Linked DNA regions of Homo sapiens: all the other regions are linked to region 1. A link is a loop called in an ENCODE intact Hi-C map of the cell type or tissue named here. Cell type or tissue: A673. All regions are shown on one strand. Links, peaks and the distances in the headings refer to the core of each region. The heading gives the core; the rest is flanking DNA. Region 1 has its middle 3.6 kb from the start of SMIM42. Region 2 has its middle 37 kb from the start of CD5L. Region 3 has its middle 95 kb from the start of LINC02772. Region 4 overlaps FCRL4 (Fc receptor like 4). Region 5 overlaps FCRL2 (Fc receptor like 2). Region 6 has its middle 57 kb from the start of FCRL5. Region 7 has its middle 4.2 kb from the start of FCRL3.

Region 1 (4,301 bases), core at 302-4,301:
GGGCAACAGAGTGATACTCCATCTCAAAAAAAAAAAAAAAAATTATGGAGGACCCCAAGGAACTTCAGTTTGTTAGAAACTAACACTAAACTTTTAAAAAATACTTATTTTATGTAAAAATAACTATGATAAACTTATTATATATTAACAGAAATAACATATTTGGAAAGAAGAATAACAGTGTTTTACATGTTTGCAAATCTCTTTAAAATGCAACATGTAGTCTTTCAAAAGCTCTTCTGTACACTCATGAAAGAGAGTGAAAAACATATTAATATTTTTATTAAAATAGTTTCCATTTCATGGATCCCTTGAAAGGGTCTTGGGGTATCCTTAGGGATCCCAGAACCATACATTGAGAACCACTGGCTTAGGTAATTTGCTGTGGATGCACAGCTGGTATGAATGAAGGGTGGAGCCAGCATTCCACTCCCAGTTTCTCTGAAACACACCTCCACACTCAGGCCTCCCCCACTTACCCCTGGGCACCAGAGGCCTGTGTAAAGTGAGAGTGAAGTTCCGGGTGGGCCAAGGAGCTTCTGGCTCTGGCACTCCATGAGTCTGTCTGGATGATGGCAGCTCTGGGCAGTGCTGATTCTATGGCTGCTGCCCCTGCCCACTTAGGGAATCCACAGTTTTTGAGCTTCAGTGGGCTGGAACAGTTAGAGAGCATCTCTCAATCGCTTGAGAAGACAGCTCTGTGACTCCCAAACTTTTCTAGGTTTCTCACCCCACCCCCAATTTGTGGCATCACCTGTTTCAGCTACTGACCCAGCCAGCTGATGCTCCAAGTTAGGAAGATGGGAGTCAGCAAAGGTCCTTATTGGTATCGCCTGCTTTTTGACAAAGTTCTGAAGATGGACCCCTTTGAATTCAACTTCTACCTCTCCACACACACTCTTAAAAAACTGTTGAACAGGCTGGGCGCCATGTCTCATTCTTGTAATCCCAGCACTTTGGGGGACAAGGTGGGTGGATCTCCTGAGATCAGGAGTTCAAGACCAGCCTGGCCAACATGGCAAAACCCCATCTGTACTAAAAATACAAAAATTAACCAGGCGTTTTGGTGCACGCCTGTAATCCCAGCTACTTGGGAGGCTGAGGCATTAGAATCACTGGAACCCAGGAGGCGGAGGTTGCGTGAGCCCAGATGGCACCACTGTACTCCAGCCCGGGCAACAGAGTGAGACTCTGTCTCAAAAAACAAAAACAAAACAAAACAAAAAACAAAAAACTGAGCAGAGAAATATTTACAAAAGGGCAGTTCAGGTGGAAAATATAAACAGGCAAAGTCAGAGAAACAGGAAAGAACCAGGAACTATGGAACATTTTATGATAAAACTATAGCATTTTAACTTATCTTCTTGACTTAATTTCTCCCTATTTCTTACCAAAGGGTAATTAGGGAACTTTGGAAAGTTTTTGATAAAACTTTGGAAACCTTTATGATAAAACTATAGCATTGTAGCCTATCTTCTTAATTTTTCCCTATTCCTATTCATCAACCATGCCAGATTAACCTTGAGTGTTTATTTCATGTGTCACTTTCCTTCCCTGGCTCCCTCTAGCTTGAAATTGAACACCTTAGCCTGATATTCAAGGTCTCTACCATAGGCGAGTGCTATTTTCTCACCTGACTCCCCATTGTTTCCCTGCATGCGTCATGCAGCTGGCTCACTGCCCCCCTGTCATGCCTCATGAATTCCCTTCCACTCTTAAGTCTATGCTAGCTGTTTCCCTAACATTGCAGCTGCTTCTGGATGCTTTCCCTAGCCCACAAGGACCCTTCAGGCTTTAGAATGCCAACACCCCATCCTTGGCCTGTCTCAGAAACCACCTGTGGCTGCTGTTAGTCCAAGGGAAGCCCTTAGCCACATCTGGAACTAAAGCTCCTCAAAGAAGGGATTAACATCTCATTGCTCTTCACCACCTTCTCTCTGCCACCCATTGCTCACTGGCTGCTTTATGATGGTCAGTGCTTGTTGACTTGATGCCTACAGGTGCAGGAGCTGGAGCTGCCGACAGACCTCTTGGAGGGTGTTGGAGAAAAGCCATAGGAGGTAAGGGAGGCAGACACAAGGCACCCCTGGCAGAGCATCTCCCTAAAGAGAATACTATAAATTAATGCCAGCAGCATTTTAGAGCAAAATGATTTCTGATAGAGAAAGAAGAGCTTCCTCGAAGCTGAAAATGTCTTATTCCATGATGAATGCAGGGAGCAGCATGGGAGAGGAAAAGAATTCAGGCTCTGCTATGAGCCTTTGAACAGATAACCAGCCTCCCTGATGCTCCGAGCCTCAATTTTCCTTGTATAGGAGGGATAATGCCCTTTTCACAGCATAGCTAGGTAGCAAAAAGATACCATATGTTAAGAACCAGTGTATAATTGATGCTCAATATATAACACATGTTTTTAAAATTCTGAAATTTCCAACCCTGGAGAACTTCTGGAAAAGAGATTCCCATTATTGTGGATGACTTGATTATAGGCCTTTATGGAGGTGGAGGGAGGGACTGACTATCCAGCTGAGTCCCTTTGCCTTTGCGGGTGCTACAAGGACCAGGTTTGCTGATGTTTTGCTGCCATCTGATGGCCATAAGCTTACAGTGCAGCCTGGCCGGTTTGTCCTTAAGTCTGAATAATAGAAACAGAAGAATGTAGGCGGGGCTTGAGGAGTTTGGGGAGTAACTAAATCCTGGAGGATGGAAGGAAATGGCTTTGAGTTCCATGGGAGGAGGGGAACTTTGAGTCTCTGGGAAGTGTGAAACAATCTGGGCCAGGAGTCTTTTTTTTTGTTTTGTTTTTGTTTTTGTTTGAGACGGAGTCTTGCTCTGTTGCCAGGCTGGAGTGCAGCGGTGCGATTTCGGCTCACTGCAACCTCCGCCTCCCGGGTTCAAGAGATTCTCCTGCCTCAGCCTCCAGAGTAGCTGGGATTACAGGCATGCACCACCACGCCCAGCTAATTTTTGTATTTTTAGTAGAGACTGGGTTTCACCATGTTGGCCAGGATGGTCTCAATCTCCTGACCTCATGATCCACCCACCTCGGCCTCCCAGAGTGCTGGGATTACAGGCATGAGCCACCGCGCCCGCCTGGCCAGGAGTCTTTTAATACATGCACCTAACTAGTAAGTGCAGAAATGCACCAGCTGGAAGGAGCCTTAGAGATCTATCCCCATCCCCCCTCCACAGCTCAGTCACCAGTGATTACTGCCCACCAGGGTTCTGTGAGATACAGTCCCACCTATGTCTCCAGCCTCATAATGCTTTATTTTTGTGTTCAATTTCTGTGTTCCAGAACTGCTGACCATCTTTCTATCCCATTGACTGCTCCCTTCACAGGCCTTGGCCGGTGCTGTCTCTCTATCCGGGGGGCCTGGCCCTTCTTTTGCCCCTCACCTGTTTCTCATTCACTCACCCTTCAGTTCTCAGCCCAAGCATTACTTCCTCAGGTAAACTTTCTCTGTCTAGGTCAGATTCCTTTCATATATACTCTCATAAAGCCAGATTCCTTTTTCAGAGCACTTTTCTCCATTTATAATTAAAAAATCATGTATGCGGTTATTTCGTTAACATCTGTCTCTCTCACTGTGCTGTATGGGCTCTAGGAGAGAGAAGATGGGCACCTTTCTGCTATTCTTGTATCCCAGCATCCAGGACAGGGTCTGGTACACAGTGAGAGCTCAGTAAATATCTGCTGGGTGAATAGAGGCATCTGCATGATAGGAAAGAAAGATTTGAAGAGTGTTAGGAGTGCTGAAGATCTTTCTGCCAATTCTAAGACATGCACAGACCTTTGGTGGAACTCCTCCCCAACAAGGAAAGGCATGGAACCCATGCCCACTCATGTCAAGACACCACTCCCCATCCCACCCCTAGCATGCACTATTTTCCAAGCACACCATGCTTGGGAGGAATGCTGGTGGCTTTTAATAAAGAGGGCCTCAGCTGTCAGAGGCAACCGGGCTATGTCTTTCTCAGTCATGAGGCTTTTCAGTTTCATCTGCCAGCTACTTGGTGGTTTGTTTCTGCCAAAGCTGGTCAACCACAGAAACAAACACCCACCGCCACCATTGGCAACAGGCACTCCAGGAGGCAGGTGAGAGCCCTCACTGGGGTGGACTCCCCTTGGGTCTGGTAGCAACCCTAGCCTCTCTACAGCACCAAAGGACCAAGCTTCCAAATTTCTATGGGCTAAAGTGGGGGTGAAAGAGTGACCCATGCTTTGAGATGCAGAGTGCATGGCCACATACCCCGAGTGACTTATTCTTCCAGTGGCCAAACACAGTTCCATGATTGTA
Region 2 (4,301 bases), core at 79-4,078, 250 kb before region 1:
TCAGCATATTTTCTTGAAGAGAGTATGTTTTCATAATACTCCATGGCTTCAATATGATAATCTTAAATCGATGACTCTTATTTTTTATGTTTCTCTTCCTTTTGGTTCTCCTTTTCCTCTTCATTTAATAATTTATACAAGCTCTCATTTTTCTGTTTAGTATAACAAAGAATAGAATAACCAAATTCAGTAAGCGCAAAAACCTTATCTCAGTGTTTAGAAAAATGCGCAGTGGTATGCACAGCAAACAACTTGCCAAATGCATTAAACATTGAAGAGCAAAGGACCGTTAAGAGAAACAAGTATCATAACTAAGAGTGTCAGAACTCCAAGCCTCTGACAGGAAACTTCTTTGGTTAAAAACACGGCAAGCATTATTAGTAGCAGCATGTAATTATACCAGCCCACCCTGATGATGCTCTATCTATCTCCTAACCACTGATTTAGAGAAATCACAGCACATCTGTCTATTTTCATGACATGGCCTCATAAGTGACCAATTAAATAAACCATACCACTGGATGGTTGAGAAAAAAAATTGTTCAATAGAATTGTGGTTTGAAGTTAAAATTTATAAGAGAAATGTACTCAGTTTGTAAACATAATTGAGAATTTAATAGTCACCCTATTTATAAGTGCAAGTTATTTGATTTGTGATTACTTAAGTACATGAGAAGATTTGTTAGACAATTTGCTGGAAAAGGAAATCAAATACAGTGCATTAAATTTAAAAATGCGGTTTATTGCGGCAATATTCATAATAGCAAAGACTTGGAACCAACCCAAATGTCCATCAGTGATAGACTGGATAAAGAAAATGCAGCACATATACACCATGGAATACTATGCAGCCATAAAAAAGGATGAGTTCATGTCCTTTGCAGGGACATGGATGAAGCTGGAAACCATCATTTTCAGCAAACTATTACAAGGACAGAAAACCAAACACTGCATATTCTCACTCATAAGTGGGAGTTGAACAATGAGAACACATGGACACAGGGAGGGGAACATCACACACTGGGGCCTGTTGGGGGGTGGGGGGCTGGGAGAAGGATAGCATTAGGAGAAATACCTAATGTAAATGATGAGTTGATGGGTGCAGCAAACCAACATGGCACATGTATACCAATGTTACAAACCTGCACATGGTGCACATGTACCCTAGAACTTAAAGTATAATAATAAAAATAAAATAAAAATAAAAATAAAAATAAAAAATAATAAAAATAAAAATGCAGTTGAAAATGTCTAGGAAATTTAATTAACTAAGCTATTTAAAAATTCCCTTTTCAAAATATTTGTTAAATTTTCATTCTTGTAAACTTATATTTGGAAGTATTGTTTTAAACTGTAAGCATCTGAAAAGTCTTGTGTGTGCCTCCAAGCCACCCTCAAATACACTCCAAACCTCACATTGATACTCTCCTTTGGTTATACGAATCAGCCCAACTGAGCAGTACAAACAAGGAATTTTCCACAAAAGACAAGGATAGAGGAAATACAGAATATAAAATACTTTTGCTTTTGTCCCTGCCAACTTTTTATCCAGGGAAATTATTGTAATCTTTTCAAAGAGGTTTTTGAAATTTAATTGGGTCACTTTGGACCCTTGCAACTTCAAAGTTTATGCTCATCCTTGATATCTTGATAATATTTTGTTCTTACTGGTTTGCCTGGCTCCTCCCTGCCGCCCTTTGGAGTGATTTTACCTGGCTCAGCCTACAAATGTTTGCCAGAATTCTTTTTAGAACTTTAGATTTTGGAAATTTCTAACAGTCCTGATGGCAAATACATCAACAGATCTATCTGGCTGCTATCGTAGGAACATCTGCCTATATCATGCCTCTTGATAAGTGAGGATGGCATGTTCACAGAGCTTCTTTCTTAACGAGTGCCACCAGATGTCACTCTTCTCCATAACTAAGATCAGTGCCTAGGGTATCCTTGCCTTCTCAAATCCTGTGAAGTCCTGGATTTGTGATCAAGTCTGTGCCATCCATGGGGAACAGTGTCGGCATCACCTGGACCTTTCAGGATCTCATTTAATCTCCAATAATGTACCTCCCAGATTGATCAACCTGCAATCTTCCGGAGTGTGCTCATAACTTTGTGTCTTTCTCTACCACCACTACTAGAACCCCCATGAGTTTTTCTCATTTATGGTAGCATATGACCTCTAATTGTGGTTCCAAAATTTGTTTAATGGCATGCCTCACAACAGTCATTCAGTCCCTACAAGGCCCTGTCTTAGGTGCTAGTATAGGGCAGGAGCCTACCTAGAGATTTTCTCCTTCTAGGAAAGACTCTAATTTATTGGGAAATTGGATATTCATGGAAGTTGTGGTTTGTTTTTTTTAAAAAAAAAAGAGAGAGAGAGGGAGAGAAAGAAAAGAAAGAAAGAAAGAAAAAGAAAAAAGAAAGAAAAGAAAGAAAAAGAAAGTCTGACCTGTAGGGAGTTATTTTTTTTTTCCATATCAATGAACTCACCTAATGCTCTAAGTCTGGTTCTCCATCCGAAATACCCAGGTTGAAACTGCATTATTTCCTCAATGGGCATTATTAAGATGTCACAGTTTTCTTCACAATATCTCTAATTTTGTGCGGGATCGGGGGAGTATTTTGAGGAACATAATATGATGAGGATATATTCCTACTTATTTATGCCATAAGCCAGAGTGTGGTAGTCCTAGTGAAAGTTACCTCCTTCCTAACTATATTAGAAAAGAAGAAATCTTATTGTACGACACAAAACTGAATTTCCTCAGTATCTTTTTTTTACACCTTTTCTCTCAAAAATGCATTCACCACAGCACCTATTACTTCCAACACACTTTAAAAATCTCTTTCAATATTCTAGTTTTCCTACCTCTCTTCTTCCATTACCTCCTCTCCTATTTCTAACCTCCTCTCTTTTGCTTAAAATATTTTTCTTTTGCAGCTACTTCTGTGCCCTTTCTCATGGAAATTAATCACTTCATTCTCAGCTTCTAGTTTTCTTCTTATTATCTCAATCATGTCCAGACACTGAACGGAGCAAGCAAAGATTTCTATTTATAAAGAGAAACAGGAGAAAAGGCTGTATATTTATATTTATATATTTTTCTGGGCACAGTGTGGTTAAATTAACAAAAGTAAGCATAAAGGATAAAATGCAATTGTAGTAGGTCATTTGGAAATAAGTATATTGCTCATGGCATTGAAAAATGGTAGTTTTTTAGCAAAATAATTTCACAATATATGATAAGATCTATTCAAATTCTTTCTGACTCAGTAATCCCATTTTAGAAATATACCCCTAAGAGGAAAATAAATGTCAAAATCTACCAAGATGTTTGAAGCAGTGCACTGTGACATAAGGTAACAGAGGCTATCATAAACATTACATCTGATTTATAGCCAAAATCATTATAGAAGCTGTACACATAGGATGCAGCCACAGGATTTAAAGAAAAATAAAGTACTGCAAAACTGAGGCAAACCTGATTCAACAAATGATAGAGGGAATATGCCATGGCCTAGTTCTTCCCAACAGGAGTAACCCATCCAAAAGAATTATTTATAGATTTGTTTTGATAAGTCTTGGTAGCTCCCAATTCCCAACAAGGAATAGAAAGTAATAAGCTGGCAATCAGTGAGCTATCACCTTGGAAACTATGATATAAAAGAACTTTAAAAGTAAGATTAACTATTAATTGTTCTTAGCCAGTTTTTCTCTCTAAAACTTTTGATGGATATCAACTGCTCCAATCAGGCACCAACGCGCGCTGTAACTAGAGAAGTCTTTCTCAATTAATTGGATGTGGCAGGGATGGGCAAAGGTATATAGCAGGTGGAAGGTGAAAAAAAGAAGAAGAGAGCAAATTAGTCTCCCTGAGCTTCCAAGAAGACCAACACATTCCAACACATTTTAAAAAATCTGCTGCCTCCAGATTCTGATGACCAGCATTGATACATACCTTCAGGTCACTTAACCCCACCCTGCTTCAGCCTTAGAGAATCTGCCTGCACTAGAATCAGAAGTTAAACATGTGTCCATGTGTCTCCAACACAATCTGTGGAGGAGAAACACCCTTCTTAGCTGACAAAGGACAAAGTACAAAAAGTGTATATTTCCAGTCAGTGCTTCCCAAAGTTTTTCATATCATAATAATAGTTTTTGGGCAATCTGGTACAAAGTGGGGGATATTCAAAGGCCCAGGGGAGGATACTATAGTATAAGATTAATGGTCCAGGGATTTCAGCAGCCTCGGGCAACATCTCAATGAACTAAAGGCCCAGGGAGTCAATATCTCAACGTG
Region 3 (4,301 bases), core at 137-4,136, 750 kb before region 1:
GGCCTTTCCTTAGAATCAGGTGCCTGGCTTCGTGGTCTCCATGCCATAGGCCCTGGACCTGAGCTGTTTGTGGCAGGTTCTGTTCTCTGGGCATGTTGTACTGGGGGCCCTGACCATCCTCTTCATGTTTGATTTCCTGCTCTTGTGTGACCTGCCTAAACTTGACAGGAGTTTCTTTGTGACACTGCATCCTTTTCCTGAGAGCATGCTGACATTTGGCCCCATTTGGGGAAACTCTGGCAACATGGCAGAGCACAAATGAATGAAATTCCAGGCATTCCATTTGGAGGCAGGGATGGTCCGTCCGGAGACACAGGTGGGTCTAAAATCCTGCAAAGATTGGAAGGGCTTCATGTGGCCTAGGAATGATGACAGATTTGTGGGTCTTAACAGTGACCACCATATGGAGACACATTCCAAGAACAGAAGTTGAGTGTGCAAGGTCTGCAGACAGACGCCCAGCTCTGTCACTTTCTAACTGGGTGTGCCTGGACAACTTATGAAAAGTAGTTTCACATCTTTCTAAAATGGAAATATGAATATATTAATGGTACCTACTGTTATAGGGCCAATAGGTTTCTATGACCGCTGTGCAGTAACAGACCACTTACACTAGGTCAGCAGGGTTTGCAGCAGAGAAAGAGTTTAGTGATCACAGGGCACTGAGTGAGAAGATAGAAGAAGATCCTCAAATCCATCTCCCTGAGAAGTTCTGGGCTGGGGTTTTTAAGGATATCGTGGAGGGTGAGATGCCAGAAAATTGGGGTTGTTGATTGGTTGGGGTAAGGGGGAAGAAATAATCAGCAATTGGAAACTGCATATTTTGGTGAGTCAGCTGCTCCTGGGATCATTCAGACCCACTGAGTCAGTAGTTTAATCAGTATGCAAGACCTGAGGGAATATCTCAAAGGGAAAACATAACATTTCAAGTTGTTATTTATAGAACAGTTGATAGGAACTATAATCTTAAAAGAGGATCTACATGATTCTGAGGCCATAGGCACCAAACAACTGTGGGGAAGCAGTTAGAAAGCAGCAGACCTCATGATTAGTGCTGAAGGTGCTGCAAGCTCGGTTTATTTTCACTTCTACCCTCTTCCTCTCCCTGTCCCCAATCCCAGGATTCAGAAAGACAATTATGAGAGTTCAGAGGTGTTGGTGCCTCTATGATGCTGCAAGCAACATTTTCCAGGATGGCCTTGAGCTTGGGTGGGAAAGCAGGCATGGTAATGGGAATGGGTCAGGCACAGGCTGCTGAGGACAGAGCATTGGAAAGACCATCATGACCTTTAGAATTCTGTAATCAGTGGATTTGACCTTTCATAAATTGCCTGAAGTTCTGTAGCATGTAGCAATTCATAAATTTACAAATACAAAAACATTGCATTGTGTATTCTCTGAGGTTGGTGTATTGTAGATGGCTTAGCTAGTGAGTGAGCCTAGTAGGCTGCCAAGTGATCCTAAAATCATGGCTTAGTGGCTCTCGTGCTGTACATTGTTGAACCACTCTAACTGTTAGAAATGCCTTCCTGAAAACTTTCTCCTTCTAAAAGTCATCATTTGTATCTACATTTTGTTCCTAGTATACAAAGTGTCATTCCCTCCTCCATAAAGTCGCTTCAAATAGCTGAAGAGCTACAGCGTGGAACAGGCCAATATGGGAGACACCAGGGACTGGTAGGCCCTCATTTCAACACCGCATCAGAGGAATCCAGAGGCTTATCTAAGGGAGAACCTGTTTGTCATTGAAATCGTCCACCATTCAATGAAGTTGCAGTTCTTGCTTGAACCACTAGGTGTCACTGACACTATGCGTGGCAGACACTAGTGTGGGGCTGAGAATGAGTCCCCTGTTAAAAGTCAAACATGCCCTTTGAATCCCAATTTTGACTTAAATTGTTTTATTATCACATTACTCAAAGGCATACAAACAAAATCTAGACACCGTATGCTTATCTCAAAACAATAAAATTAAAAGTATAGAAATAGAAACAAAGCAATAACATTCAAGTTAATTTAATGTGCTAGGTAATGTTATTCTACTGGAACTAAATGGGTGATTTGGACTTTTTAACATCACTAATGTGCATTCATATTTTTTTGGTCTACTGGTCATGGACTTAAGTCTATTTACTACCCATATGATGGACCAACATTTGAGTCATTTTAAAAACTTTTACTTAAAAACTAGCTATTTTAAAAATCATCAACCCATCCTTTTCAGGTGCCAATAGATTGAAGAATACAACTCCAACAATTCAATTCAATTATACCCCATTTTACGCAATCCCTTGCTGTACTGATTCATTATAATGCTAATTACCTTTGAAATATTTCAAAAATGTTTCAAATATTTCAATCCCTTGCTGTATTGATTCATTATAATGCTAATTACATTTGAAATATTTCCCTAAAAGAGTTATATGTAAATACAAACTATTGCAGTAGCTAGTAATATTTTCTTTGTGTCCTTCAGTGAATGAGAGCTAGCCAGACCTTGGGGAGCAGAAACTACCAGGTCTGCTCCATCCTTCCTGACACTGCCACCAGGTGCAACTTGGGTCAAGCAGTGCAGCTGCTTCACCCCTGCCCTGTAGGTCTCTGTGGTCTCAAGGCCCCAACACACGTGCCTCCACCAGCTTTGTCATCAGAGGCAACATACCCCAGAACCATCGGCTGCTGACACTGGGTTTCAACTATGAGGCCAAATACGTGGGTTACCCACCCTGCCCTGCCCTGCTCAGCTCAGCTCAGCCATCACAGGTCTGGACCTTCAGGCGCGAACTCTGAAAGGAGTCTTAAGCAGAACAGCATCATATCCTGGGAGCACAACTGGGAAGCTGGGAATCCATGTGTGGGTTCCATCCCTCCCTAGCCTCTGCAAATTAACATATAAGGAGAAGAGTCCCATTAATTCACCCAAGTTACCAGCTCTTTCCCACAGTGGTGCTACACACACCAAGAAATGTGAGGATGTGGCTAGGCATCTGTTAGAAAAATTTCCAAATATTCCATTGTAATTACTGGTCTCTCTAATATCTGCAGTGGGAGCTGATCTGCATTGAGTAAGCATCTCAAGAGTGAAGAATGGCTTGATTCCAAGTGAACTCAAATCTCAGCCTTACAACAGCCAAGATACCCTGCTCTGCCTTTTGTTTCAGGAAACAAACTTTGTAGCTTCTGCAAAGCTCTTCATCCTTACTCAAGAAATTCTCCCAGAAGGGTTTGCAATGAGCATGTTGTTTTCTCTCTCTCTTTCTTTCTTTCTCTCTCTCTCTTTCTTTCTTTCTCTCTCTCTTTCTCTCTTTCTTTTTTTTTTGACAGAGTCTTGTTCTATTTCCCAGGCTGGAGTGCAGTGACATGATCTCAGCTCACTGCAACCTCCGCCTCCTGGGTTCAATTGATTCTTCTGCCTCAGCCTCCTGAGTAGCTGGGATTACAGGTGTGTACCACCATGCCTGGCTAATTTTCTGTTTCTCAGTAGAGATGTTGTTTCACCATGCTGACCAGGCTGGTCTCGAACTCCTGACCTCATGATCCACCCACCTTGGCCTCCCAAAGTATGGGGATTACAGGCGTGAGCCACCACGCCCAGCCGCCTGCTGTTTTCTTTAGGCTCTGCTCCCAGAGATAGTAACACAAATGATACTGGTTACCAAGTTGGTGGGCCTTGCAGAAACTAAAATACACACTCACAGATATGAACATTAATGGGGCACTACCATCACTGGAAAACACTGCATAAGCCCAGGACACTGACCTGAAGTGCAAATGTTTTCAACAAATTCAGAGAAAGACCATAGAAACTAAGCTTTCAGAAGATAGCTACCCACAGTCCAGCCTCTAAACCCACCTGTGTCTACACAGTAGATAAGCAGAGAACATCAACATGTGTCTCTCTCAACTTAAGTTCCAGGGGGAAGATGCAAACAGAAAGGGGAGACATGGTTTGACTCATGATATCATCAGAAAAATGACAGACCAGGCCAGACAGTCCCCCATTCCCATGTAAGAAGAAAAACAGTACATGAATCTAATATGCAGTTGTAGAAAAGTTAAAATTTTTCTCTAAGAAACACAAGGAAACTTTGTTAATATACTTTAAACTGATGAATTGTACTGGATGTAAACTGGACCTCAATAGAAGCCATCAGCCCCTGAATCACACTTGCTCCCTCCTATCTCAGACCTTCTCACACACCACTCCCTCTGCCTGGAATGTCACGTCCATTTCCTCCCAGTTCCCAGCTCTTTCATGCTACATCTGATCTGCAGTGTTTTGCTTCTGAACCATTTATTAT
Region 4 (4,301 bases), core at 247-4,246, 540 kb before region 1:
CCAAATAACTTACCTTGCTCCAATATAAAATTTAAAATCTGACAGTAATTAGAGGAATATAATACTGTAAAAATCACATTTTCTAGCACTTAATTAAAATGCCATGCATATACATATATGTGTATGTATACATATATATATGTATATATATTCTCAGCACAATGCTTACCACATAGTAGACATTTTACAAACATTTATTCATTCAGACCTAAGGGAGACCTTAGTACATACACTATAATGATCACAATATCTATCAGAAGGATGCTTAATTTTCATCCTGATCATCAGCAAAAGTATACTGTGTGTATTTCAGTGCCTATCTTCCCTCCTTAGAATCTAAGCTCTCCACTGCAGGGATTTTTGTCTGCCTTGTTTACTGATTGACTTCCCATACTTACAAGAATACCTAGCACATAGGAGGTGCTCAGTAAATATTTGTTGAATGAATGAATATAGTTTGCAGCCAGAATCTCTTCCCAAAGACGTACCTTCCTCTTCTTCTCCCAGCTGAGTAGTCTGGATCTCAGAGTATACCAAATCTCCCTTTTTGGGGTGTACTGGAAAGAAAAGACATTTTCAAGGCTGTTCCTGTTAGTATTAAAGTGCTACAGATGCCTCTTCCTAAGCATCATCTCCACTCTTCTTGGACACATAATGGAACAATTATCTGGGAATATCTGGATTTGGGACACTTTAGGGAGTCCAGGGGCATTTCCCAGGGCTGAAAGCGCATTATCTTTCCATGGCTGAGGCCAGGAACAGCTTCCTAGAAGGGAATCCTCACCATCAACATACAACGACTGAAGCTCCACCTGGGCAGGGCAGATGGAATGGGAGGACTCTCCTGGGCCTGGAGCGGGAGGGAGCCTGTGAGACACAGAAACACATAATAATCCCTGGAACACTGTAACATGCGGGAGAGTGAGATACCCAGGGAGAGCGGCAGAGGAGAAAGAGGATTTGGAGAAAGTCAGCAGCCAGTAGGGAACTGGAAAGCCTGAATGGTTTAATCAGAGTTTCAATAGGTCTATATAGAGTGAGACTGTTCTTTTTAAAAAAACCCTGGAGCTGTGGTATGGACAGGCTGCCTGGAAACAAGGTTAGGGAGTCTCTGACATCATCGTAACAATCATCGTCTCATAGTCAGAATGATTACTCTTGTTTGGTTAAAAAATACTGGCTTTCCAGCCTGGGCAACATAGTGAGACCTTGTCTCTACACAGAATAAAATAAAGTTGGCCAGGCATGGTGACATGCACCTGTAGTCCTAGATACTTGGGAGGCTGAGGTGGGAGGATTGCTTAAGCCTGGCAGGTCAAGACTGCAGGAAACTGAGATGATGCCATTGCACTCCAGCCTGGGTGACAGAGCCAGATCCTGTCTCAAATATATACATAATGGCTTCTTCATCATCAGGAAGTAGTGATTAAATGTCTTTACTTTACTGTTGGCCTGGTGCAGTGGCTCACACCTGTAATCCCAGCACTTTGGGAGGCCGAGGCGGGCAGATCACTTGAAGCCAGGAGTTTGAGACCAGCCCAGCCAACATTGTGAAACCTGGTCTCTACTAAAAATACAAAAATTAGCTAGATGTGGTGGCTCATGCCTGTAATCCCAGCTACTTTGGAAGCTGAGGCACAAGACTCACTTGAACCTGGGAGGCGGAGGTTGCCATGAGCTAAGATCGTGCCACTGCACTCCAGCCTGGGTGACAATACATACATACATACATACATACATACATACATACATACATACATACATAAAATGTCTTTACATTGTAATGTCTGTACAATCCAAGAAGGAATTAGACATAATCCACACTCTTATTCCTTACCTAAGACTGAGACACTGACATAGAAGGAGGAAGATGACAGTATTTTCCAAATGGAAGTTAAGCACATAACGTTTAATGAGTATATATGCGTGTATGGTGCAAAAAGAAGATTATTAGAAACATAGAGTTCTCTGGAAAACCTAGAACATTTGTAGAAAATCTAGACTCTAGTCATTGTATGCATAATTATAGTAACACATTGTCTAACTTAATTATAGTACAAGAAATATTCTGTACTTTATAACCTTTGGTATTATCCATTTAGATGAGTAGGTTAAGATCAAATAAGAAATCTATTATTTTGCATGTATTGCAAACTATTAGCTGACAAGCAAAGTTCTAGGAAGCTTCATTTTTGACAAATTCATGGAGTGTGAAAATGGAAGTATCTAGCCACAGGGCCAAAGAGGTATAACTTGACCTAATTTCATAACCCCACAGTTTTGCATATTGTGTACTCGGGAAACTAAAAAGGAATGGCAGAAACTGAGGTCTCACCTGGTTTCGTCTCCCAAGAAACCAACTCCTGCAAAATAAAGCAAAGACGCATTTTTGTCAGCAGAGGGAGCTCTTTCTCAATGACTTCATGTAACAGGAGCTATCTAAGAGAGGTAATCAAGACAGTCAATTCAAACACCTGCCCAGTCCTGGGTTTTCATGAAAATGAGGTGAAAAAAAGATTGTACAAAGCATATAACTTTTTGAGGCCAGGACTGCACACTCCTGAGTTAAGTATGTAATTGTCTGAGAATTTATTAAGACTCAAGTCTGTGTTGAAATCCCTCAGGAAACATTACATATAACAAAAGTGTCACTTGGAGAGTAGTGAGCTGTGGGTGAACTTCGAGGAACATCTGTGGCCATGCCCAGAGGAGCACTGGGCTCTGACTCAGCCCCACTAAGGAGAATTGGTCAGAGGTCCAAAGCTCCCTACCTCCAGTTCAATGCAGGACACACAGAAGGTGCTGTCAGGAATCTGGAAAGTTGAATTGAATTAAGAGACAGAGTTGAAGGATGTGGGTAATTATTCTAGAGCTGAAAAAGGTTCTGCTCCTGTCTTCTACACCAGGTTTCTTGGCATCTAAAGCCAGCCTGAGGTGGGCTGAGGCAAGAAGTCTTTGGAAGCACGCAGCAAACAGTGCCTGGGACAGACCATCTCCAAGAGGCAGGGGAGGCTGACCTGAGGAGAGAGGGGCCACTGGAGCACCAGATGGCAGGCTCAAGCCTGCTCAGAAAAGCCCCTGAAAAGCCAGACCCAGAAAAGCCCCTGAGGGGACAGAAGGATAAAATTAGCCAGCTCTTATTCTCAATCATTTCTGCAGAGCCTTTAGTTCATTCTGAATCTCCATTTATGGTGGATTTAGGATAGGCTGAAGTATCTAACTGGCCAGTCTATATGAACCAAAGAAACTGCCTAAGTAAACTGTTCAGATAAAGTTTTTGGAACTTTACATTAAAAATTTCACTCTTCCTCCCCTTCACTGAGACTTAGCCAATCAGACTAGATATGAGCAGCTCTCATTCATGGCTTCTGTTTGCAAAACTGCCCCTTAAGGAAGGGACGGACGTGAGTGTGTGTGAACGCTGGGAGTGGAGACTTGGGAGTGGAGACTTGGGAGTGGTGGCCTGGTGGCCACTAAGGCTGTCTGCATGCTGAGTTCAGGGGAAGGAACAGGGCAGGAACTGTGGCAAAGAAAAGAGCACAAACCTGACTTCCTCCGACGCCAGCAGTGAAACAGCAGGGCCACAGCCAGGAGAAGAGCACTGAGCAGCCCTCCAGTGGCTCCCGCGGCGACAAGGCCATCTCTGTTGCCTGGGGTCTCTAAGGGGAAAGGACCTGTGTGAATCTCAGTGGAGAGGTTCAGGGTTTGGGATTGCCTTTTCCTCAGCTTGGTTGGGTAACGAGCCCTGGAAGAGAGAAAAATCTAAAGGACTAGGTCTCATAAAGACATCTTGGGCCAGGTTTTGGCCAGAAAAGCTCACATTGGGTGGGCCAGGGCCTGAGTGCAAGAGGAAACAGCAGCTCCCTCTACCTTCAGTGAATCATTTTAGAAACTAACAATTTAGGGGAAATCCTAATGTTGTATTCTGGTAAGCTGGCTTCCTGCAAATTGCCCCCAGACACCTGGAGAGATACTGTGGGATCATGGCTTGGCAGCACCTAACTTAGGAACAGCAAACTGCCTGAGAGAGAATGAAAATTGCACCACTGATTATGGCACCAGTTGAACCAACAGTAACTCTGAGATTGCTCCGCATTGGGACACCACGATGAAATGGCATCAGCCTCCTTCCTCATAGAAGCCTGTGCCTGTGTGCTCTGAAGGGCAGGAGAGAAAAAAACGGATGGAAAAGTACACATAATCAATAAATTGTTAGGGGCTTTTGATATTTCCATGGGGTCCGTTCTCCTATCCTTTCATCCACGGAAAAGGAGGTTTCATTCAATTTACTTATTTATACA
Region 5 (4,301 bases), core at 228-4,227, 350 kb before region 1:
GGAATGTGGAGATTGTATAGATAATCCATTATAAGCATTCCTATGGAGGTAGGGAATCTATAACAATTATCCTTCAGGAATGTGGATAAAGACATTTGAATGTCCTAACCCTGGCCAATTTCATGGGTAGTAATATTTAAAGACTTTGTGATAGATCTCCATGAGACAGGAAACTGTTCAATTTTTTGGATGAGTCAAAGACACCTTTTGCACAGAATATAGAGGGGCACTGATATCTTCAGTCTTGCAGTGGAAAAGTCATTATTCCTAACAACGGTCCCAATAATAATTCCTCTATCATTTTTAATTTCAAGGTTCAACCAAATACAACTTCTCCTCTGACCACTCTGTTCATTCACATCTACTTTTCCTGATGCTACATTGCCTTCTAATAAGTCAATTTGTGTTGCAATCTCATCATGTGGAGACATTTGGAGAGCCATTAGACAGCAGGTGGTTTGCCTTTTGAAGTGTCCCACCCACTACTAAATGCCAAGGCATACAGTCAGTGATCAATGGAGTCTTGATCAATGAATATTACTTAACTAACAACAAAAAAAGAAAGATTATAAGGGGCTTAGTGCATTTCTGATTCTTATGAAGTAGGAAGCCAGGAGCAATCTGGAGGGGTTTTTGTTATGTTTTGTTGTTTTTTTGAGACGGAGTCTCGCCCTGTCGCCCAGGCTGGAGTGCAGTGGCGTGATCTCGGCTCACTGCAAGCTCCACCTCCCAGGTTCACGCCTTTCTCCTGCCTCAGCCTCCCTAGTAGCTGGGACTACAGGCGCCCCCCACCAAGCCCAGCTAATTTTTTGTATTTTTAGTAGAGACGGGGTTTCACCGTGTTAGCCAGGATGGTCTCTATCTCCTGACCTCATGATCTGCCCGTCTCAGCCTCCCAAAGTGCTGGGATTACAGGCGTGAGCCACCGCGCCCGGCCGCAACCTGGAGGGTTTTTCTAGCTTAATTTTCACTTTCCTCAAGGACAGGAGTTGAACAAAGAAACAGACTAGTAGTCCAAGCTGAAGCTATAACACTCCTATCTTTTTTTCTCCAGGCTCAGCCTCACTGATACTTGCTCTGCACGTGAATCTGGGATTGGAGGCTCTGTTTTCTGATCCTGTGAGTCACCGTTTCTGCCTTGCACCAGTAAGACCCTGTGTCTTCACTCCACACGGCAGAAATCTGGAGCTCCGGAGAGCTGCTCCAGCCTGACCCCAGGACCTGGTTTTCTCTGAAGAAGCAGAACTGGAGTTGAACATCCAACCTCTGTGGAGAGAGCCGGGTCTCACATTTCAGGCTCACTGGACCCCCTTCGATGGGCTGGAAGGAGCTGGCAGTCAGCACAGGACGTTGAAAGAGCTCTAGAGAGAAGGATCACAATAGTCCCCAAAGCAGTGACAGCTAAGATTCCTGCTGAAAAGCCTCTGGCAAGAAGCAACCCCAGCAAACAGGACATTCAGAGCTAGACACCTCTCACCCATCATGGCTCCTTTGATGATCAAACCACAAGCACTCCCGTCTATATTTAGCCCATGAGCAGCTTTCCCCTACCCAGTACCCACCCTGCCTTGCTGCCGTGGTCTCTCACCCAGCCCATCCCACAGAAGTCAGGGTTTTACCTTGGACTTTTATCTTTACTATATTTGAAGTTTTATCCCAGAGAAAGAGTTGTCCTTTGGTACTACAGAAATAGTTACCACTGTCACTTAAAACTGCACTTTGGATAAGGAAATCTGAGAATTTTTTGAAAACAGATAACTCTTTGTTATCCTTATGGTAAGCCATCTTCTGAATTTTCCAGTTCTGTTCTCCCTGGCATTTCAGAACGATGCTGTCTCCTTCGAAGACAGAAGAGGGCGCCACAAGGGTCAGCGAATCTGGAAGAGAAGGAGGGAAACCGGATTTGCCATTTCTGCAGAGAACCCAGACAGACTCCATTGGCAGTGAGGTGGTCTCAGGCATAGCCTCTACTTCTTTAAACAAGATGGAAGTTCCAATCCATGCCTTAATTACTGAGAGTTTCATCCCATGTTTCCTGAGGGGATATCTTAGCTTGTGCTGCTATCACAAAATTCCATAAACTGAGTGGCTTATCAATAACAGAGATTTATTTCTCACAATTCTGGACGTTGAAAGTCTGAGGTCAGGGTGCCAGCATTGTCAGGTTGTGATGACGGCCATCTTCTGGGCTGCAGACTGCCAACTTTTCGCTCTACCGTCACATGATGGAAAACTAATCAGCTAACTCTCTGGCCTCTTCTTATAAAAGCATTAGTCCTATTCATGAGGGTTCCACCGTCATGACCTTATTACCTCCCAAAGGCCCCACCTACAAATACCATCACACTGGGATTAGGGTTTCAACATATGAATTTGAGGGAGATACAAACATTCAGTCTATTGCAGGGGTGTCAAGGTAAACATGGTTTTTTAATGTTCATGAAGGAGTGTTCTGATAAACACCTCATCTTCAGCCTTCTCCATCGGTGACACCACACAGGGAAACCATTGTCCTTAGCGGGCACTTTATTTTTTCATCCTCCATGCTGTCATCCAGCCCTCAGAGCTCTATACTGTGTTATAAATTCAGGTCCCATCCCCTCTTCTTACCTCACCAGATAAAACCATCAAGTGGCGTAGATTATTGGGAATATGCCTGTTACTGGAATAAGATCCAGTATCTTTAATTATCTACTTGAATTCTCCACTTGAATGCCTTCAGAAAATTTTTCTCATCCATTCAGTGAAGTAGAGATTATTTTTAATCCAAGGCTTAGTTCCTAGAGACTGATCATATAAAGAAAAAAGCTATTGCCAAAGACAAATGTCCTCCCCAGAGGTTGTTTTCCTTAGATTGGTCACAGGTTCTCTAATTTTGACCCCGTCACTTCATTTATTTACGGTACCAGACTATGTTTTGTGTCTATGACATCTTCATATTTTATGATTATAGTAGAGGATTCTGACCACAAAGTAAGGAATTAAGTTATATCTCAAATAAAAATCTTTCCTGTCACTATTCAATTGTATCATGACTGTCAGATGTGTAGTAGAAGGAAGCAGAAGTCAATAAAATAAGAGATGTGGTGACTCATAAAATACTACTGCAGAGCTACAGCCAAAAAGCCACAGGAAATCTGTGGCATTTGGAGGTATAATTTTTGGCAAAATGTATGGTTCGCTACTGGCTATTTCAGCAGAACCAGAATTACTTGTTAGACATTGGGGAACAATCTGATTATATATATATATATATATTTAGCAGGGCAGAAAAGGTTGGTTGGAGAAACAATTAACTTAATTCAAGATTTGTGGCCTCCTTTGCAAATGGATACTAGATCTCATGGAAACGCCACCGTGGGACTCGGAATCAAGCCAACTTTTAAACCACTGATACAGTCTTCCTCCACAAACAGGAAAGATTCCTGTAGAGAACACCACTGGGGATAGGAAGACGAGTCATGATTAGAGACACTGTTGCAAAGGGCATGACAGGCAGCCTCACTGGCTCTGGCTGCCACTGACAAAGTGAGACTTTGAGTTGGTCGTTAGGAATTATTCATATCCTCACACTGCATGGTAAGAGGCAGACTGCCCCAAGAGCAAGCCAAAGGATGGAGAGCAGTGAGGAGTGGATGATCTTGAGTCCATAACAGCAGACCAGCAAGTGGGAGCAGCAGGGTGAGCCGGCTTGCAGCTCTGAGAGGAATCCACTGGGGAGAGATGCTAAAGCTCGGAGGCCTGGAAGTGAACTTGCGGCCAGAGAGAGTCATCGTCACCACCAGGAGATACTGATTGATTTCAGTTCTCACAACGTTTAACCTAGTTGTGAAGAGCCAGATCACACTGTTTTGAATCCAAGTCTACTATTATTAGCTGTGTGATACTGGACAAAGCACTTTACTCTTTGGACTTTGGTTTTGTAACCAAGTATCCCATTTTTCTAAGAAAAAAAGAGGAAGTATTTTTACCTTTTTCATGCACTTATAATTTTTACCTTCTCTCCATCATCCACTCCTTGCACTGAAAGCATATCTAGCTATGTGTTTACTTAAGAGGTTCCAGAGACAGAAACTCAAAGCAAACCAGGTGCCTCTAGAACTCTCTCTCACCAGAAGAGTGCCTCAATTTACAACCTAGTTCTGCCCACACTGGTGCCAAGCCAAATCACTTCAGATGACATCCAAAGCAAGTCATGTAGACTTGCACCACCTCGCTCCCTCCCCTGCATGCTGTTCACACCAAGTCCCCCTTTAAAAGCCCTTGCCTTCTGCCCGAGAAGTAGAAGTGGTACCCTCAAG
Region 6 (4,301 bases), core at 208-4,207, 630 kb before region 1:
TTAATTACAAACGATAAATGCTTGAGAAGCAAAACACTGCAGATCAGATGTAGTATGAAGGAGCTGGGAACTGGGAGGAAATGGACGTGACATTCCAGGCAGAGGGAGTGGTGTGTGAGAAGGTCTGAGATAGGAGGGAGCAAGTGTGATTCAGGGGCTGATGGCTTCTATTGAGGTCCAGTTTACATCCAGTACAATTCATCAGTTTAAAGTATATTAACAAAGTTTCCTTGTGTTTCTTAGAGAAAAATTTTAACTTTTCTACAACTGCATATTAGATTCACGTACTGTTTTTCTTCTTACATGGGAATGGGGGACAGTCTGGCCTGGTCTGTCATTTTTCTGATGATATCATGAGTCAAACCATGTCTCCCCTTTCTATTTGCATCTTCCCCCTGGAACTTAAGTTGAGAGAGACACATGTTGATGTTGATGTTCTCTGCTTAGCTACTGTGTAGACACAGATGGGTTGAGAGGCTGGACTGTGGGTAGCTATATTCTGAAAGCTTAGTTTCTGCGGTCTTTCTCTGAATTTGTTGGAAACATTTGCACTTCACGTCAATGTCCAGGGCTTATGCAGTGTTTTCCAGTGATGGTAGTACCCCATTGATGTACATGTCTGTGAGTGTGCATGTGTATTTTAATTTCTGAAAGACCTACCGCCTTGGTAACCAGTATTATTTGTGTTACTATTTCTGGGAGCAGAGCCTAAAGAAAACAGCAAGGGCTGGGTGCAGTGGCTCACGCCTGTAATCCCAGCACTTTGGGAGGCTGAGGTGGGCAGATCACAAGGTCAGGAGTTCTAGACCAGCCTGGCCAGCATGGTGAAACCCTGTCTCTACTAAAAAAACAAAAATTAACCAGGCATGGTGGTGCGCATCTGTAATCCCAGCTACTCAGGAGGCTGAGGCAGGAGAATCACTTGAATCCAGGAGGCGAAGGTTGTAGTGAGCCGAGATCATGTCACTGCATTCCAGCCTGGGTGATAGAGCGAGGCTCTGTCAGAAAGAAAGAAAGAAAGAAAGAGAGAAAGAGAGAAAGGAAGAAAGGAAGGAAACAGCATGCTCATTGCAAACCCTTCTGGGGTAAGGATGAAGAGCTTTGCAGAAACTACAAAGTTTGTTTCCTGAAACAAAAGGCAGAGCAGGGTATCTTGGCTGTTATAGGGCTGAGATTTGGGTTCACTTGGAATTGAGCCATTCTTCACTCTTGAGATGCTTACTTAATGCAGATCAGCTCCCACTGTAGATGTTAGAGAGACCTGTAATTACAATGGAATATTTGGAAATTTTTCTAACAGATGCCTAGCCACATCCTCACATTTCTTGGTGTGTGCAGCACCACTGTGGGAAAGAGCTGGTAGCTTGAGTGAATTAATGGGACTCTTCTCCTTATATGTTAATTTGCAGAGGCTAGGGAGGGATGGAACCCACACATGGATTCCCAGCTTCCCAGTTGTGCTCCCAGGATATGATGCTGTTCTGCTTAAGACTCCTTTCAGAGCTCACGCCTGAAGGTCCAGACCTGTGATGGCTGAGCTGAGCTGAGCAGGGCAGGGCAGGGAGGGTAATCCACGTATTTGGCCTCATAGTTGAGATCCTGTGTCAGCAGCTGATGGTTCTGGGGTATGTTGCCTCTGATGACAAAGCTGGTGGAGGCAGGTGTGTTGGGGCCTTAAGACTACAGGGGCCTCCAGGGCAGGGGTGAAGCAGCTGCACCACTTGACCCAAGTTGCACCTGGTGGCGGTGTCAGGAAGGATGGAGCAGACCTGGTAGTTTCTGCTCCCCAAGGTCTGGCTAGCTCTCATTCACTGAAGGACACAAAGAAAATATTAATAGCTACTACAATAGTTTGTGTTTATATATAACTCCTTTAGGGAAATATTTCAAAGGTAATTAACATTACAATGAATCAATACAGCAAGGGATTGTGGAAAATGGGGTATAAGTGAATTGAATTATTGGAGTTGTATTATTCAATGTATTGCCATATTAAAAGGATGGGTTGATGATTTTTAAAATAGCTAATTTTTAAGTAGGAGTTTTAAAAATTACTCAAATGATGATCCATCATGTGTACAGTAAATAGACTTAAGTACATGACCAGTAGACCAAAAAGATGTGAATGCACATTAGTGATGTTAAAAAGTCCAAATTACCCATTTAGTTCCAGTAAAATAACATTACCTAGTACATTATATTAACTTGAATTTTATTGCTTTGTTTCTATTTCTATACTTTTAATTTTATAGTTTTGAGAATACGTTATATAGATTTTGTGTTTGTATGCCTTTGAGTAATGTGATAATAAAACAATTTAAGTCAAAATTGGGCTTCAAAGGGCATGATGTTTCACTTTTAACAGGGGACTCATTCTCAGCCCTCACGCTAGTGTCAGCCACGCATAGTGTCAGTGACACCTAGTGGTTCAAGCAAGAACTGCAACTTCATTGAATGGTGGACGATTTCAAAGAAAAACAGGTTCTCCCTTAGATAAGCCTCTGGATCCCTTTGATGAGGTGTTGAAATGAGGGCCTACCAGTCCCTGGTGTCTCCCATTTTGGCCTGTTCCACACTGACTCGTCAGCTATTTGAAGCAACTTTATGGAGGAGGGAATGACACTTCGTATACTAGGAACAGAATGTAGAAACTAATGATGACTTTTAGAGTGAGAAAGTTTTCAGGAAGACATTTCTAACAATTAGAGTGGTTCAACAATGTACACCACAAAAGCCACTAAGCCATGACTTTAGGATCACTTGGCAGCCTGCTGGGCTCATTCACTAGCTAAGCCATCTACATCACACCAACCTCACAGAACACACAATTCAATTTTTTTATATTTGTAAATTTATGAATTGCTACGTGCTACAGAACTTCAGGCAATTTATGAATGGTCAAATCCACTGATTACAGAATTCTAAAGGTCATCATGGTCTTTACAATGCTCTGTCCTCAGCAGCCTGTGCCTGACCCATTCCCATTACCATGCCTGCTTTCCCACCCAAGTTCAAGGCCATCCTGAAAAAGTTGCTTGCAGCATCATAGAGGCACCAACACCTCTGCATTCTCATAATTGTCTTTCTGAATCCTGGGATTGGGGACAGGGAGAGGAAGAGGGGAGAAGTGAAAATAAACCGAGCTTGCAGCACCTTCAGCACTAATCATGAGGTCTGCTGCTCTCTAACTGCTTCCCCACAGTTGTTTGGTGCCTATGGCCTCAGAATCATGTAGATCCTCTTATAAGATTATAGTTCCTATCAACTGTTCTATAAATAACAACTTGAAATGTTATGTTTTCCCTTTGAGATATCCCTTCAGGTCTTGCATACTGATGAAACTACTGACTCAGTGGGTCTGAATGATCCCAGGAGCTGCTGAATAATCAAAATATGCAGTTTCCAAATGCTGATTATTTCTCCCCCCTTACCCCAACCAATCAACACCACCAATTTTCTGGCCTCTCACCCTCCACTATATCCTTAAAAACCCCAGCCCAGAACTTCTCAGGGAGATGGATTTGAGGATCTTCTTCTATCTCCTCACTCAGTGCCCTGTGATCATTAAACGCTTTCTCTGCTGCAAACCCTGCTGACTTAGTGTAGGTACTATTAATATATTCATATTTCCATTTTAGAAAGATGTGAAACTACTTTTCATAAGTTGTCCAGGCACACCCAGTTAGAAAGTGACAGAACTGGGCATCTGTCTGCAGAGCCTGCACACTCAACTTCTGTTCTTAGAGTGTGTCTCTAGATGGTGGTCACAGTTATGACCCACAAACTTGTCATCATTCCTAGGCCACACAAAACCCTTCCAATCTTTGTAGGATATTAGACCCACCTGTGTCTCCAGACAGACCATCCCTGTCTTCAAATGGAATGCCTGGAATTTCATTCAATTATGCTCTGCAGTGTTGCCAGAGGTTCCCCAGATTGGCTCAAAAGTCAGCACACTCTCAGGCAAAAAGGTTGCAGTGTCACTTGATTCCAAGGAAACTCTTGTCAAGTTTAGGCAGGTCACACATGGGCAAGAAATCAAACATGAAGAGGATGGTCAGGTTCCCCAGCACAACATGCCCAGGGAGAGAGCACCTGCCACAAACAGCTCAGGTCCAGGGGAATCATAGCTGAGAATCAAAATGCAGAAATCATTTGCATCTGATCTTTCCCAATTCTGGAAAGCCTGGAATCCAGAGCCATCATGATCCCCTTAATTTATTAGGCTGCCTCCTTCATTTAATGAGAATTGTCTTGTTAACCCCATTCTCAGGTCTGTAGAACCATGACAGTTGTTGTTT
Region 7 (4,301 bases), core at 136-4,135, 420 kb before region 1:
GGGCAATTTACAAAATAAAGAGGTTTATTGGACTTACAGTTCCACATGGCTGGGGAGGCCTCACAATCATGGCAGAAGGCAAGGAGGAGCAAGTCACATCTTACATGAATGGCAGCAGGCAAAGAGAGAATGAGAGCCAAGCGAAATGGGTTTCCCCTTATCAAACCATCAGATCTCGTGAGATTTACTCACTACCAGAAGAACAGTATGGAGAAAACTGTCCCCAGGATTCAATTATTTCTCACTGGGTCCCTCCCACAACACATGGGAGTTATGGGAGTACAGTTCAAGATGAGATTTGGGTGGAGACATGGAGCCATATCAGGATATAATTGCATTTAAAAAGTAGTCACTGTTTATCTGAAATACAAATGTAACTAGGAGTCCCATATTTTTATTTGCTAAATACGCCAAATCTAATTGAACAGAATAACTTTTCATTTGCCTGAATATATTAATGAATGGTTGTGTTGGGGGGACATCTATTTTCTTCCATGTGCATGCAACTCCTACTCCTGTTCCTCCTTCTGCTCCTTAACTCACTCCATCCTGGAAGAAGTGACGTGCCTTATGTGATCAGTAAATTTGGGAAGAATAATTGAGTCATGATAAACTTATTATTATTATTACTATAATTTTTTGAGAAAGAGTCTCACTTTGTTGCCCAGGCTGGAGTGCAGTGGCACAATCTCGGCTCACTGCAAACTCTGCATCCTGGATTCAAGCGATTCTGGTGCCTCAGCCTCCCGAGTAGCTGGGACTATAGGCACGTGCCACCACGCCCAGCTAATTTTTGTATTCTTAGTAGATACTGGGTTTCACCATGCTGGCCAGGATGGTCTCGATCTCCTGACCTCATGATCCACCCACTCGGCCTCCCAAAGTGCAGGGATTACAGGCATGAGCCACCGCACCTGGCCCCATGCTAAACTTAACTCCATGCTCTTCCCCCTGGATGCAACTCTACTGGCAGAAGGGTTTATGAACAAGTATACGCCTTCCCCTGTGTGGAGATTTAAGTGGGGAGGGAGTGAGGGAGTCTAAAGTTCCAGAGCAAATTTTCAGAGACACAAACAATTGGGGCATGGGTTTAGATGTAAAAGAACTAAAAACAAAAGAACAAATGTATGAGAGCTATATATTTACAAGGAGAGGCTTTTGGTGGGAAGAGATCCTGTCATTCTCAGCCTTGGGATTTGTTTAGTAAGAGAGACGGGCATTTTCCAGATTGTAGAGGCCTATTCTGAGCCACCTTTTATACTTAACTACTGAGCCTGGGCAAGATGCTTGCAGTCTTAGGGCATATGGTTTTGTGACACGACTTGTGGTGGCTTTGTTCATAGGTCAGTGGTTGTTTCTATAGAGGCAGGACTGTACCCATGAATGTCAATAAGCAAAAGGCACAAGAAACTTGTGAGGGCCTTCAAGATTGCTGCGAAGCCCTTGTAAGCAGGGACAGACAAGGCAAGGGCTTACGTATGGGCAGTAAGTGCTTGGAAGGACACAAGTGCTGCCTGGCAACAGAACTTTGGGGGCTGCAAGATGGTTCAACAGAGGCCCACAGTAGGCACAGTCACATTTTCTAGGTAGTCATAGCTGAAGCAGATAGTCTTTTGTTTTGTTTTTTTTGGGGGGAGGGAGGGGCAAAAATAGAAATCTCTAAAGCATTTTTAGGCACTGGTGACTGGAATAATATTTTTGGCTCCAAGATTCCTTGTATGCTACAAAACACCAATGAGAATCTAGTTTTAAATTGCTAGAATGAAGCCTAGAAAAGCTTCCCATGTCTCAGTCACCCCAAATCTCACCCTGCTTTCAGGTCCAAGCAGCAAACTGGATGGATTACTCTTGAATTCATGTGGCATTCTCTTGGCTCAAGGGTGGAAAACATTTAAACAATTACTGACATGATTACATAGTTATTGTAGGTGGCTTAATTTTTTAATTCTTTCATATACAGATGGGGCTGTGCTCCCCAGACTGGTCCTGAACTCCTAGACTCAAACAATCCACCCACCTCTGCCTCCCAAAGTGCTGGGGCTCCAGGTGTGAGGAAACACACCTGGTCAGTTATATTTTCTAACTGAACTAAATGTAAGTACAAGGTGAAAATATTCCCTAGGAGACAGTCTTCTTAGGCCAGTACAATTCCATATCAAGCAGAGGTTGGTCTGCTCACTTGAGAGAGTAGATGCTGTGTCACATAAGAGGTCCCTCACTGAATTCAGAGCTGAGGTGTCAGGAGCACTTCACTCAAAGAGGAAGTGAAAATCAAGATGCTTTGAATAGATTCAATGGAAAAGAAAGACACAAAATGTTATTTTAACATAGGTTCCTTCAATGTCTAGTTTATTGAGAGGTTTTAACATGAAGAGATGTTGAATTTTATTGAAGGCCTTTTCTGCATTTGAGATAATCATGTGGCTTTTGTCTTTAGTTCTGTTTATGGGATGAATCACATTTATTGATTTGCATATGTTGAACCTTGCATCCTAGGGCATAAGAAACCCACAGCCAATATCATACTGAATGAGCAAAAGCTGGAAGCATTCCCCTTGAAAACCGGCCCAAGACAAGGATACCCTCTCTTACCACTCCTATTCAACATAGGATTGGAAGTTCTGGCCAGGGCAATCAGGCAAGAGAAAGAAATAAAGGTATTCAAACAGGAAGAGAGTAAGTCACACTATGTTTGTTAGCAGATAACGTGGTCCTATATCTAGATAACCCCATCATCTCAGCTCAAAAGCTTCTTAAGCTGATAAGCAACTTCAGCAAAGTCTCACGGTACATAATCAAAGTGCAAAAATCATGAGAATTTCTATACACCAACAGTAGACAAGCAGAGAGCCAAATCATAAATGAATTCCTACTCACAATTGCCACAAAAAGAATAAAATACCTAGGAATACAGCTAACAAGGGAAGTGAAGGACCTCTTCAAGGAGAGCTACAAACCACTACTCAAGGATAGCAGAGATGACACAAAGAAATGGAAAAACATTCCATCCTCATGGATAGGAAGAACTGATATCATGAAAAAACAATTTATAGATTCAATGCTATGCCCATTAAATTACCATTGACATTCTTCACAGAATTAGAAAAAAAAATTTTTTTAATGTGTGTGGAACAAAAAAGAGTCCAAATAGACAGGACAATCCTAAACAAAAAGAACAGACCTGGAGATATCACACTACCTGACTTCAAATTATACTACAAGACAACAGTGACAAAAAAGCAAGGTATTGGTATAAGAACAGATACATAGACCAATGGAACAGAGTACAGAGCCCAGAAATAAGACCACACACCTAAAACCATCTGATCTTTGACAAACCTGACCAAAACAAGCAATGGGGAAAGGATTCGCTATTTAATAAATGATGCTGGGAGAACTGGCTAGCCATATGCAGAAAATTGAAACTGGACCCCTCCTTTCACCATATACAAAAATTAATTCAAGATGGATTAAGAACTTAAATGTAAAACCCAAATCTATAAAAACCCTAGAAGAAAATCTAAGCAATACCCTTCAGGACATAGGCGCAGGCAAAGATTTCATGACAAAGACACCAAAAGCAATTGCAGCAAAAGCAAAAATTGACAAGTGAGATCTAATGAAACTAATGAGCTTCTGCTCAGCAAAAGAAGCTATCATCAGAATGACCAGACAACCTACAGAATGGGAGAAAATATTTGCAATTTAACCATCTGACAAAGGTCTAACATCCAACATCTACAAGGTACTTAAACAAATTTACAAGGGAAAAAAATAAAAAACAACCTCATTAAAAAGTGGGTAAAGGACATGGACAGACACTTGTCAAAAGAAGATATATATGTGACCAACAAACACATGAAAAAAAGCTCAACACTACTGATCATTAGAGCAATGCAAATCAAAGCTACAATGAGATACCATCTCACACCAGTCAGAATGGCTACTATCAAAAAGTCAAAAAACAACAGATACTGGCAAGGTTGTGGAGAAAAAGGAAAGCTTATACCCTGCTGGTGAGAGTATATATTAGTTCAATCATTGTGGAAGACAGTGTTGTGATTCCTCCAAGACCTAGAGGCAGAAATACCATTTGATCCAGCAATCCCATTACTGGGTATATACCCAAGGGAACATAAATCATTTGATTATAAAGATACTTGCATGCATATGTTCATTGCAGCACTATTCACAATAGCAAAGACATAGAATCAATCTAAATGCCCATCAATGATAGACTGGATAAAGAAAATGTGGTACATATACACCATGGAATACTATGCAGCCATAAAAAGGAACAA

Evidence for each region. Hi-C counts contacts between places; a loop is a spot of excess contacts. Peaks named below come from ENCODE experiments on the same cell type or tissue, not always from the same donor. Only the 100,000 strongest peaks of a DNase experiment are listed, where the experiment ranks them.
Region 2: a loop joins it to region 1, with 8 times the contacts of the local background. A loop is called at or near these places in 27 of 110 quality-filtered maps.
Region 3: it touches region 1 in a loop (2.6-fold over the local background); 16 of 110 quality-filtered maps call a loop at or near these places.
Region 4: a loop joins it to region 1, with 8 times the contacts of the local background. A loop is called at or near these places in 42 of 110 quality-filtered maps.
Region 5: a loop joins it to region 1, with 4 times the contacts of the local background. A loop is called at or near these places in 4 of 110 quality-filtered maps.
Region 6: a loop joins it to region 1, with 6 times the contacts of the local background. A loop is called at or near these places in 7 of 110 quality-filtered maps.
Region 7: a loop joins it to region 1, with 2.7 times the contacts of the local background. A loop is called at or near these places in 3 of 110 quality-filtered maps.

What each region holds. Positions count from the first base shown.
Region 1 is chr1:158,122,574-158,126,874 of GRCh38, forward strand. No RefSeq gene overlaps it. Among named protein-coding and RNA genes, the nearest start is that of SMIM42, 3.6 kb to the right of the region's middle. RefSeq lists a silencer at 2,507-2,676. In A673, for the core only: a CTCF peak has its summit at 2,598 (motif pointing left); a DNase peak (open chromatin) is centred at 2,618; H3K27ac peaks cover 1,491 bases.
Region 2 is chr1:157,876,349-157,880,649 of GRCh38, forward strand. No RefSeq gene overlaps it. Among named protein-coding and RNA genes, the nearest start is that of CD5L, 37 kb to the left of the region's middle. In A673, for the core only: CTCF peaks have their summits at 1,880 (motif pointing right) and 2,081; a DNase peak (open chromatin) is centred at 1,913; H3K27me3 peaks cover 117 bases.
Region 3 is chr1:157,368,307-157,372,607 of GRCh38, forward strand. No RefSeq gene overlaps it. Among named protein-coding and RNA genes, the nearest start is that of LINC02772, 95 kb to the left of the region's middle. RefSeq lists a silencer at 1,737-1,806. In A673, for the core only: CTCF peaks have their summits at 1,783 (motif pointing right) and 1,984; a DNase peak (open chromatin) is centred at 1,795.
Region 4 is chr1:157,577,986-157,582,286 of GRCh38, forward strand. It overlaps FCRL4 (Fc receptor like 4), which reads right to left. Exons shown (of 12, transcript NM_031282.3): 7 at 3,546-3,659; 8 at 2,336-2,363; 9 at 785-867; 10 at 489-557. Among named protein-coding and RNA genes, the nearest start is that of FCRL4, 18 kb to the right of the region's middle. In A673, for the core only: a CTCF peak has its summit at 2,402 (motif pointing right); a DNase peak (open chromatin) is centred at 2,406; H3K27me3 peaks cover 402 bases.
Region 5 is chr1:157,768,790-157,773,090 of GRCh38, forward strand. FCRL2 (Fc receptor like 2) reads right to left here. Exons shown (of 12, transcript NM_030764.4): 3 at 1,620-1,877; 4 at 1,077-1,361. Among named protein-coding and RNA genes, the nearest start is that of FCRL2, 6.2 kb to the right of the region's middle. RefSeq lists an enhancer at 826-2,025. In A673, for the core only: a CTCF peak has its summit at 1,854 (motif pointing right); DNase peaks (open chromatin) are centred at 1,872, 3,052 and 3,422.
Region 6 is chr1:157,493,818-157,498,118 of GRCh38, forward strand. No RefSeq gene overlaps it. Among named protein-coding and RNA genes, the nearest start is that of FCRL5, 57 kb to the right of the region's middle. In A673, for the core only: a CTCF peak has its summit at 2,429 (motif pointing left); a DNase peak (open chromatin) is centred at 2,404; H3K27me3 peaks cover 357 bases.
Region 7 is chr1:157,702,848-157,707,148 of GRCh38, forward strand. No RefSeq gene overlaps it. Among named protein-coding and RNA genes, the nearest start is that of FCRL3, 4.2 kb to the left of the region's middle. In A673, for the core only: no CTCF peak of the experiment used is centred there; no DNase peak of the experiment used is centred there.